2 separate regions of the Homo sapiens genome follow, and region 1 is linked to region 2. Evidence: chromatin loops called from intact Hi-C (ENCODE). Cell type or tissue: PC-9. All regions are shown on one strand. Links, peaks and the distances in the headings refer to the core of each region. The heading gives the core; the rest is flanking DNA.

The links. Peaks named below come from ENCODE experiments on the same cell type or tissue, not always from the same donor. Only the 100,000 strongest peaks of a DNase experiment are listed, where the experiment ranks them.
Region 1: a loop joins it to region 2, with 8 times the contacts of the local background. A loop is called at or near these places in 5 of 110 quality-filtered maps.

The regions. Positions count from the first base shown.
Region 1 is chr7:142,936,586-142,941,959 of GRCh38, reverse strand. LLCFC1 (LLLL and CFNLAS motif containing 1) reads right to left here and starts at 2,476. Exons shown (of 2, transcript NM_001382496.1): 1 at 2,206-2,476; 2 at 1,092-1,608. The coding sequence starts at 2,338. The coding sequence ends at 1,373. It overlaps KEL (Kell metallo-endopeptidase (Kell blood group)), which reads left to right. Exons shown (of 19, transcript NM_000420.3): 19 at 547-846. The coding sequence ends at 708. It overlaps LOC105375542 (a long non-coding RNA gene), which reads left to right and starts at 5,010. Exons shown (of 2, transcript XR_928065.1): 1 at 5,010-5,374. In PC-9, for the core only: a CTCF peak has its summit at 2,219 (motif pointing right); a DNase peak (open chromatin) is centred at 2,209.
Region 2 is chr7:142,878,708-142,884,081 of GRCh38, reverse strand. All of the region lies in intron 1 of TRPV6 (transient receptor potential cation channel subfamily V member 6), which reads left to right. Among named protein-coding and RNA genes, the nearest start is that of TRPV6, 4.4 kb to the left of the region's middle. RefSeq lists a silencer at 2,864-3,158. In PC-9, for the core only: CTCF peaks have their summits at 2,783 and 2,990 (motif pointing left); DNase peaks (open chromatin) are centred at 1,681 and 2,941; H3K27ac peaks cover 737 bases.

The DNA of each region.
Region 1 (5,374 bases), core at 283-5,282, 58 kb before region 2:
GCGGGCGCCTGTAATCCCAGCTACTTGAGAGGCTGAGGCACGAGAATCGCTTGAACCTGGGAGGCGGAGGTTGCAGTGAGCCAAGATCATGCCACTGCACTCCAGGCTGGGTGGTAGAGCAAGACTCAGTCTCACAAAAAAAAAAAAAAAGCCTGCGACAGGCTGACTGTGTGCCACATTCCTCTTCAGACACCTGACCTTAGGTGTGGCGCCCACTTGACATCACCTCCTTAAGCACCCTGTACTCCCTCAACAGACTCAGGTGCCAGGTCTTCAACACGCTTAGATTAGACTTCACCCCAGAGCTCCTGCGCTAGACCCTGCCTCTCTGTCATTGATAAATGGTATCATTACACAGCCCAGGCCCTCCTCCTGGACTCCTATTGCCAGATTAAATGAACTATACATTTCAAATGCTCCATGTGGCCCTTGGGGCACTTGATCCCCTGGTTCCCCTCTTTGTCTGCTGTCCCTGATCACCCCTTGTCACCGGGTCAGCTTTGTCCTGTGGACCCTCCCCCTTCAATGACCTCTCTTCCTGCTCAGGTGATGTGTAGGAAGCCCAGCCCCCAGGACTCTCACGACACTCACAGCCCTCCACACCTCCGAGTCCACGGGCCCCTCAGCAGCACCCCAGCCTTTGCCAGGTATTTCCGCTGTGCACGTGGTGCTCTCTTGAACCCCTCCAGCCGCTGCCAGCTCTGGTAACTTGGTTACCAAAGATGCCACAGCACAGAAATATCGACCAACACCTCCCTGGTCACATCCATGGAATCAGAGCAAGATTTCCTTTCTGCTTCTGTTCCAAAAATAAAAGCTGGCACTTGGCTTCCGCTTGTCTCTTAATGACTTGTTCCTGCTATGTTCTATGCCTGGAAGTCATTAACTGTACGGGAGAAAAATACCCTGAAGTTAGAAAAGATAAGAGGGAGAAATGCCAAAAATGTTTCATGGACACAAGAAAAGGAAAGAATCAACAATTGGTGACCTGGTGGGTTTGAAGGCCACCCAGTGGACCAAAGATTGGACAATAAAGCAGTCTAGTTGGAGACGAGAAGGGCTTGGATTAAGTATCGGAAAGCTGCTCCCAATTGTTCTCAGGATTTTATCGTTATTTTATTGTCATTGCCTCCTGCCTCTAATCTGCTGTCCTGAACAAAACCAGGAGAGGTGTGGGAGAGAAGGATGTGGGTCTGCTGTCTCTGGCCCTGGGAGATGAAACTCCGAACCTGGAGAGGCAGTCAGTTAGCACTGATGGCAACTGGTATCTCTGCTGCTGAACCTTGAGATACAGTGATGGTGATCAGAGGCAGAGAGCCATGCCTGCATCTCCTTTGGGAGTTGTGACCTGGAGCCCAGGAGGGAGGGAGGGTCAGTGAGTGAGCATGAAGCAGAGTTGGATATTTGGGAATGTCCGCCTCAATGGCCCTCCTGAGAAAACCATGACACTGGCCAGACTAAAGCAGAAGCTGAGGTGGAAAGAGTGCTTGTGAACAGCTGCCGTCTTGGACGACTGGTCTTCTTCCTGCTGGGCCATGTCCACCACCTGCCACATCTCACCCACTGAGGAGGCCACAAAGTGCTCTTCGAACTGTTCTTGATTCTGGTCTGGAACAGGGGAAAAGGACAAGGACTGAGCCCTGACCCTGGCCTGAACCAGAAAGGAGAAGTTAGAATAGGAAAAACACGTTGAAGCCTAGGGCTGCAGTCCCAATTGCCCATATCCTTAGCCTTCACCAGAGAGGGGATGCTCTTTCTAGAGGTTTTTTCTGGTCTGTGTTCAATCACAGCCCCAACTCAAACACACACACACACACACACACACACACACACACACACACACACACACACACCATTCCTAAGGTTAGCTGCCTCCTCTAGGGTTTCAACACTGGGGGAGTCAGGGGCCACCTTGAAGCATGACAAAAGCCAGCCAAATGCACCATGCTTACACACACAGAAGTTGCATGCAAGCTCAGCTGGCCCATGGTGAGCCGACACTATTATTTCACATGATAACCATCAGTGGCTGGAGTTACCCCCCATAAACCAGACCTATGTCAGGTCTCACCCTAGCCTCATCAGTGACCTGGGGCCTGGCCTCACACAGACCTCACCCTGAGCCTCCAGACTCTCCCGTCTTTTTTTCTACCTACCTGAAGAGGGTGTTTTCTCTGTATGGCTCCTGTCTTTTTTTCCACCTACCTGCAGAGGGCGTTTTCTCTGTCTGGCTCCCATCTTTGGGGCCTGGGCTCCCGTTCAGAGGCTTCACCTGCAGCAGCAGCAAGATAGGAACCAGGAACACTGCCCTGCAGAGCTGGGGGGCCAGGGGAGGCATGGACCTGCCCACCCACTGCCTTTGGCCGCCCCCTGCTCCCAGTGCCCAGCAGGATCCGTGCACCTCCTGCCCCATTCCTGTCCTGGCCCTTAACCCTTTCCAGGGGCATTTTCTCCCCTCACCTTCCATAGGACCTCTGACTTCACATGTTCTGTGACATCACAGCCATGGGCCTGAACTTCATTCCGGCTCACTAGAGCGTTCCAATGGCGAGGCACAAGAATGGAGCACAGCCAGCAGGGATGGCCGAGGCTTCCAAGATGACCACAGTGGGTCATTCTGTATTTAGCAGAAATGACTTAACAGCTTGCAATGTACATTCATATCCATTACACCATTAGATCCACGTAGAAACCAGGACTGCAAAATCATAGTGTTCTCATATCTATTACATTCATGAGGAAACTGAGGCTCACAGAAAAAATGACTCTCTCACTCAAAATCGCCCAAATACTAAGGGGCAGAAAAGGACTCTTGATTAACTTTTACTTTTAAATATGATATCTTCCCACTATTCTATGTGGCCTTTCTGTAACAAGAGTGGTTTGCATAGGATGAGGCCCAGAACAGATGAGCCGGACAGGATTCTCAAGTCGTGGGTATGAACATGCTGCTCTACATGAAGCATGGGTCTGCCAGAAAATAAAGATGGGGAGGAGCATAGGGTAAGGATGGGTAAAAGCACATGCTGTGTGTGTGTATAAAAGACACAGAGACAGAGACAGGCATAGACAGGCAGAGACAGACAGAGACATAGAAAAAGAGAGAAAGAAAGAGACCGAGACAGGCAGAAACTGAGGGGTAGAGACAGAGAGATAGAGACGCAGAGACAGAGAGACAGATGAAGAGAGAGTGAACGGAGAGAGAGCGAGAGACAAAGAGCAGGGTGCCTTGCAGCTGGTAGAGCCCATTCACACCCTCTCTTCACCCTCCCCTGGTTTTCCCACTTTTCTAGCCTTTGTCCTCTTGTACCACCAGGTTGAAACACCCTCTTCTTTCATTTTACACCTTTCTGTACTCTTAGACGAAAGAAAAGGTTGTTAGAGGCTCATCTCCAACCTCATTGCTTGGCAAAAGGAGTTAGAGTCTGCAGAGAAGCCGCAGTGCGGCAGGGAGTCTAGGATCCCAAATAACAGATCTGGGAGAATCCTGCCTCAGTACTTGGATGCGCCTCCTGCCCATGAGCCTGGTGAGCACAGATCTGTTGGCAGTAACCGGCTGTGGGTAATCACCCCCAACTGCTTCTTGGGCAGAGATGGTTGGAGGGTTGTGAGTTAGGGAGACAGAATGAAGGCCTTTTTTCGAAAACCAGCAACAGAGACATAGGCCATTAGATGCAGGATGGCTGCTAAGACAGGTAAGAGAAGACTTTAGTCACTCCTGAACTCTCATAACCAGTTCACACTGCTCCTGCTCATCCATGCATACCAGACCTGAATGAAATACCACATGCAGGTCCAAGGACACTGCGGAGACAGGCACCCTTTCTGCAAGAGGGAACTGCAGACAGAAACACACAAAGAGATGCTTTCCCACAGAGTTTACTCGTGTTAGCAGACATGCCCACATGGATGCTGTCTCACATACAGCAGACACCATCTCTTACACACTTCCTGATGGTCCAAGCCAGATGACAAGGGACTAGGGAGTGGTACGGAGGTCGCTTGAAGGTGAGTAAGGAAAGATTCAAGTAGGCAGGTGACCCTGCTCACCCCACCTTGAACCCATTGACGTGAGATCCAAAGAATGATGCTTGAATGGAAAAAACCATCACTAATCTCCTCCCTCCTGGCTATTTTGGGGGAGCAGCCTCTTGGTTTCCTGGCAAAAAGAGAAGCCATCTCCAGCTCTGTGGGAATGAATGGGGAGGGCGGCTGGGGTGAGAATTGCCTCCCGGGCAGGCTTGAGTGGAAATAACTGAGTTGTTTCCATTACTTCCATTTCCTTGCCACCACCACCCGCCTGACCTCCGCAGTGTTAAAAGAGATAAATTCTTGCAGAAAACAGGGAATCCCTTAAATATTTTTTCTTATTACAAAGTAGAAAATATAGAAAAATACAAAACCCCAAAAAGGCTAATAATTCCACCATCCAGTGATAATCACTTTTTTTTTTTTGAGATGGAGTCTCACTCTTGTTGCCCAGACGGGAGGGCAATGGCACGATCTCAGCTCACCTACAACCTCCACCTCCTGGGTTCAAGTGATTCTCCTGTCTCAGCCTCCCGAGTAGCTGGAATTACAGGCATGTGCCACCACACCCAGCTAATTTTGTATTTTTAATAGAGAAAGGGTTTCTTTCTGTTGGTCAGGAAGGTCTCGAACTCCCTACCTCAGGTGATCTGCCCGCCTCGGCCTCCCAAAGTGCTGGGATTACCGGTGTGAGCCACTGCGCCTGGCCACAGTTAGTTTTAAGGTATGGTATTTGAATCCTTTTCTTTCTTTCTATTTTTTTTTTTTTGAGATGGAGTCTCTCATACTGTTGCCTGGGCTGGAGTGCAAAGGCGCAATTTCAGCTCACTGCAACCTCCACCTCCCGGGTTCAAGTGATTCTCCTGCCTCAGCCTTCTGAGTAGCTGGGATTGCATGTGCCTGCCACCAGGCCCAGCTAATTTTTTTTTGTAGAGACGGAGTTTCACTATGTTGGCCAGGCTGGTCTCGAACTCCTGACCTCGTGAGGCGCCCGCCTCGGCCTCCCAAAGTGCTGGGATTACAGGCATGAGCCACCGCATCCGGCCCTGAATCCTTTTCGTAGATGGCTGTGGCCACGTAGGGTGGGAGTGTAATTTTTAAAAATGGAAATCTAGGTATTATGGTTCCTCCTCCTCTTTATTATGTTAGAATAAGAGGTCAGGCTGCTTTGGCGTGAAGGGTTCTGGGACTTGACGGTGTAGTTTGGTGCCCCCAGCCCAGTTCTCCCGAGTGCCTGGAGGCATTACTGACCATTCATCAGTGGCAGGGAAGCTGCTCTCTGAAGGCGAGAGTTTGCAGATGTCCTCACTTGCAGAAAGCTGAGAGAGGCATGAAAAGAAAGGAG
Region 2 (5,374 bases), core at 254-5,253:
AGGGGATCCAGGCACAGAGTGCAAAAAGGCCTGGGGGATTGGAAGGGGTGGTGGAGATTCCCTGTGTGCGATATCAGGGGAGAGCAGAGGGGAGGCCCTGCGCTGAGTGGCTGAGAATAGGCTGCTTCCGCATGTCCTGTCTGCCCTCACTTTTCCTCAGATCATATGGGGGCTGCCTCTGCAGACTTTGGCTAGAAAGGCTTGATGTCACCCTTGGGAGGGATCCCCCCTCCCTGCCCTGATCTCCTTACTGGCCTCCGCACTTTCTTGGCCTTCTTCTTGCTGGATATCAGGTGTCCAGAGCAATGACTCTTCTTTGGGTGGGCACTTCCCAGAAGGATGCTGAAATTGCCTGCAAGGGGAGTTTCCTAATCTGTGCCGTCAACCAAAGAGAAGGCATGGGGGCATTGAGATAAACATGGGATGACTAAGTAAATAGGAACAATATGGACAAGTGAGGGGTGAGCTAATGGAAGAAAGGAGCACACAATGATTGAGAACCCAGTGCTGTACTAGGTACTACCACCTGCCTTATCTCCGTCATCCCGGTAACAATAATGGAAGGTGGGTCCTGTTATCCCCCTATGAATGGGGCAGGCCCAGAACCCTAGAGCAAGTAAATGGTGAAGTTGAATTTGTTCCAAAGGGGACTCACAGGGAGAACTGTGGGGTGGGATTGCGTGGGATTCCATGCGGTACAGGATGGTCTAGTGAGAAAGGAAGGCTTTGAGTCTCTCCAGGATGATCGGGAACCCAAACTCCTCTTTTTACAGTGGACGTTTCTTGGTGCTTAGCACGCAGCCCGCTCTGCTTAAATCTACATTGCTGGGATCCAAGTCGAGCTCTCAACTTTCTCCCGTGTCCTCCAGGTCATCTCCCCCTTGGGCTTGGGTTTTCTCACTTCCTGATATTTAATGCATTACACATTTATTGAACATAAGGCACTCCACCTTTCTGCAGAAAATGAATATGACACTGTTCCTGCTCTCAGGGAGTTCTCATTCCTATGACCAAAGTTTACTGAAGGCACATACGGGGCTAAAGATGGGCTTAGTAGACATCACTAGAAGGGTGTAAATGAGTGTTCTGGAAGCATAGAGGGGGAAGTGTGAGATCTGATTTCGGCTGCTGTGGGGTGTCCTGGGCAGCTTCATAGAGGCTGCTTAACCTGAACCCCACTCCAGCCCATGTGCTGGCACTTTGTCATCTAAGGAGCAATTTGGAGGGAAGGTGATGCTTGTTGGAGCTTTTTTTAGGGTTAAATACCTGTATGAAATGTGTGAATTGAGTGTCTGAAAAGTCATCCCTGGGTTTCTCTGGTATATTGTGCACGCTTGCCTTGGTAAATACTTACACACATGCCTACTTGTAAATGCGCAAATAGACATGTGCACAAAAGGAGCTGTGGCACTTAGGATGGCAGCCGATTCCAAATCTCTAAACAACCACTTTGGCTTTCTCATCCCCATTGCCAGGAACATGAGCTGGAGGGAGGTGGCCCACAAGTGCCCAATGTATGCCTCCGCCCCACACATTACCGCTCTTTCCTTCATCTGTGGTCACTGCTCAGGCTTGCCCCCCAACCTCCAAGAAAAATCAGGAGGAGCCATAAAACTAGAAGAACCACATAATTTAGTGGTCAGAGCCTGGGGCTGGATTCTTGGCCAAGCATCCTGCCTTTAACTCCGTGTGATCTTCTGGCAATGATTTGGTTATGCCGCTTCAGTTTCCTTTTCTGAAGCATGGGAGAACTATTCAGCTGGTGTTAGAAGGTTGTAAAGAGCAAAAGTGATAATGAGTGAGATGCTGCGGGAATGAGAGGGGCCATGAACTTCCCCTGCACAGCACTGTATCCACCCAGGAATGCAAGAAGCCACGCACTCCGAGCAACCCTGTTATGTACCAGCCCCAGCCCTGCCCAGAGGGTACACTCACTGGTGGGAAAGGTATTTGTGGAGAGACCAGTGGGACCCATGCCTGTCTTCTCTAACTCCTCTTCCAGCCCTGATTAAAACTGAGAATCGTGACCAAGAAATGACCAGTGGGGCATGCGTCGTGGCTCTGTCTCTGACTTGCTTCCTCCATCTGTTTCATGAGCAGATTTGACTCAGTTTCTGAGGGGCTTTCTAGCTCTAAAAATCTTATTTGAACTTTTCTCAAGAGTCTTGTGATCCTGCCTTGTTTCTCAGCACCTAAAAACCAAATTGGACCCATGCACACAGTGCACACATCTACAAGGATGGAGGAGCAGATGAGGGTGTGGGGCGGAGGAGACGGAGAGAGGAAGTCAGGAATCCTTCCCTGGTGGCCCAGAGGCAGCCCTGAGAAGGAGGTCATTGATCTGTTTGCTCAAGAAATAATGTGCTAGATTTTGTGCCAGGAACCCCTTAGTTGGGTTTTCACCAGGCTAATGTTGAACTAGACCGTTCAATTTTATTATAATTAATTGCCTAGTAAAAGAAAACATTCTAGAACCTGAAAATACCTTTCATATTGTTACAGTTTCAGATTTGCTCTATAATCTCTTTTGACTACTTCATCAGTGGGAGCTTAAAAGGCTTCATCTGACTTTTTTTTGTTTCTCCCTTAGTTGAGTATTTAGTGATCCATAAGAAAACATTTTTATGTATAGGATATTTCTGATTCCTTTTCGAGTGAAGAATCCTCATTCTAAAACGGATTATGAATCATTGTACCTCTGAATCAGGGGTTCTCCACCTTGGACTATTGACATTTTGGACAGGATAATTCTTTGCAGTGAGGGCTGTCATGTGCAGGGTGCTTAGCCGTGTCCCTGCCTTTGACCCCCGTGTTGTGATCTAAACTCCTGTGATAAGTTGCTATTGAAAAATCTATTTGTCCCCCAAGCACAGGAATCTTTGAGTAGGTCAGCTCTGTGCACCTCCTTCAGGGACCCAAGGAGAGTCAGGTGTTTTGGGGTCAGCCTTACTCCCAAGCAGGTGAGCTAGGGCTTTCTGTGCTGTCCCCTTGTGGGCATATGAGGTTATTGCAAGTAATGGCTGGGCCGGATACCTTCAAAACCCGTCCACAGGCTGGGCCCCCCTTTTTGCTGGAGTCTGGAGTTCACAGTCGGAGGAGGCTAGTTCTCTACAAACCTTGCTGGGTTGGGTCATAAGCTGGCTCTTCACGCAGGGTGTGGTCTGGCTAGGTTGCCAGATAAAATGCAGGACACTCAGTTCAATTTAAATTTGAGATAACGAATAGGCTGCTAGTATAAGTGTATCCCCAATATTGCACGTGACATACTTATACTAAAAAAAAATTGTGCATCTGACATTCAAATCTAACTGAGCATCCTGTATTTTTATTTGGTAACTCTAGCAACTCTGGGTCTGACAGTAGCTTTTTGTTTTCCCCAGGCCACTAGAGTGTCAGAATTCATAGGGAATGGAGGTTTATGGGGGACACTTTCAGCTTCAGAGACGTGTAGGGACCAAAGGGGAATCTTTGAGCCTGCCACTGACTATACCACCACTAACATCTAGGATACAGCGAGTAGAACTCTGGACTTGGAAAAGGTGCTCTCTCGGACCCATTTCTAGATTTGCCATCAATCTTTCACACATTTGGTCAAAATGGGACACAAACGTGGAAGCATATTGGAGGAGGGCAGGGAAGAGTTAGTGGCTGGTCTCTTCCCTCGAGTACCCTTAGCATAGAGGAAGGGACACAGATACATAGCAATTACAGCACCCAGTGAAAGATGCTGAAATAAAAGTAAGGCCACAGGAGAGAGTGAAGAACTTCTGAGTGTCTGTGTGTGTGTATGTGGTGCTAGCGATTGTTTTCCCCTCAGTCTAGGGTATCTAGAGAGGAGGGCTTTGTGCAAATGGTTGATGTGGTGGTGGTGATGGAGGGAATGTGGAAAACTTGTTTTGAAGCTGTGTTTGCATACCAAGTGTACTATTTTTCACTTATATGCTTGCTGAAAGTTGGCTTAGCGGGCAGCTGATGAAAATAATAATAACAGTTAATTCAAACCACCTTTTGGCATTGCTGCTGATTCATTCACTCTACAGATGGTGTCAGTGAGCATCTACACCATCCTAGGTGTATTTCTAGGCATAGGCAGTGCAGAAGACACAATGAACAATTGGCGGGCTGGGGGAGTTGGATTCTAGAAGGAAAGAGCTTCATGGGCACAGACATAGGGAGAATGGTGTGCTCTGCAGTGCTGAGACAGGATGAGACCAAAATGCCAGGTCTAAGGAGTGGGTGGGACGTGCAGAGGGTGGAAAAGTAGTTGCACAAAGACCTTAAAGAGCTTCTGTGTTCCTTATCCTTAGCATTTTGCTAATCTGGGCTAGAGAATGAAGACTTGAATTAATGAGGGTTAGCAGGAGCAAGGAGGTAGGGACTGAATGAAGAGAGAGCTTTCCATGCTGAACTGACAGGACCTGGTGGCAGCTGCTGTGCATGGGGGCAAGGCAGAGGAGATGAGTGAGCTGATGTCTCCTCTCTGATTGCCCTCCCACCTCCAGCTCTGGAGTCAATTTCTTGCCACTGCCAGCGCTTTAGAATGTGAGCTCCTGTCTATGTCTTTTTGTATGTCACATAATTGTCAAACTATGGATAAATAGAGTTATTTCATTTACTCCCATAGAAAGACCAAATGGCTCCAGGCCAAGAGAAAATTGAATCAAAGGGACCCATGTGTCTTAGTTGGGGTAAGTTCTAATTTTAAAAGAGATTTTTAGCACACAGTAGGTATAAGAATAAAGAGATGATCTGGGGATTCAGAGAAGATAATTTTGCCTAAAACAAGCGAGAAGTGGATAATAAGGAGAGACTAATCTGACTCAGCAAAATAAACGGATCCATGAATCCCAAATTGGGTAAATCCAGGAAGGGTCCGAAGACAGAATGGGAACATTCAGATGCACATGAAATTCGATGAATGAATCCTCTAGATTGGATTCTCTTTTTTCTCTGCATCTGTCATTGTTGGCCATAGTTTGTGTCTTAGGGGCCAATAGCCGAAACAAAGTAGTATCTAAAGCCCTCTAGACAGCTGGTCTGAAAATGATGGAGAACACTGTTTCGCAAACTTTAATGTGAGCTGTTTGGAAACTGAGACCCCTGAGCTTGTCTCTGATTTATCGCCACCGGTTTTTGCATGCAAGGACCACTTAAGCAATGCTTCTCCAACTTTCATATGCCCAGGAATCAGCTGGAAATCTTCTTAAACTGCAGATTTGGATTCACTAGGTGGAAGGGTCCGCCAGAGCATTTCCATTTCTTATAAGGGCTCATGTGCTGCTGCTGATCCAGGGGTCCACTTTAAGAAGGAAGGCTGTTGAGATGATGTGAGAAGAAAGACGAGAGGCAGAAAGGAAGAGACAGAGATAATGAA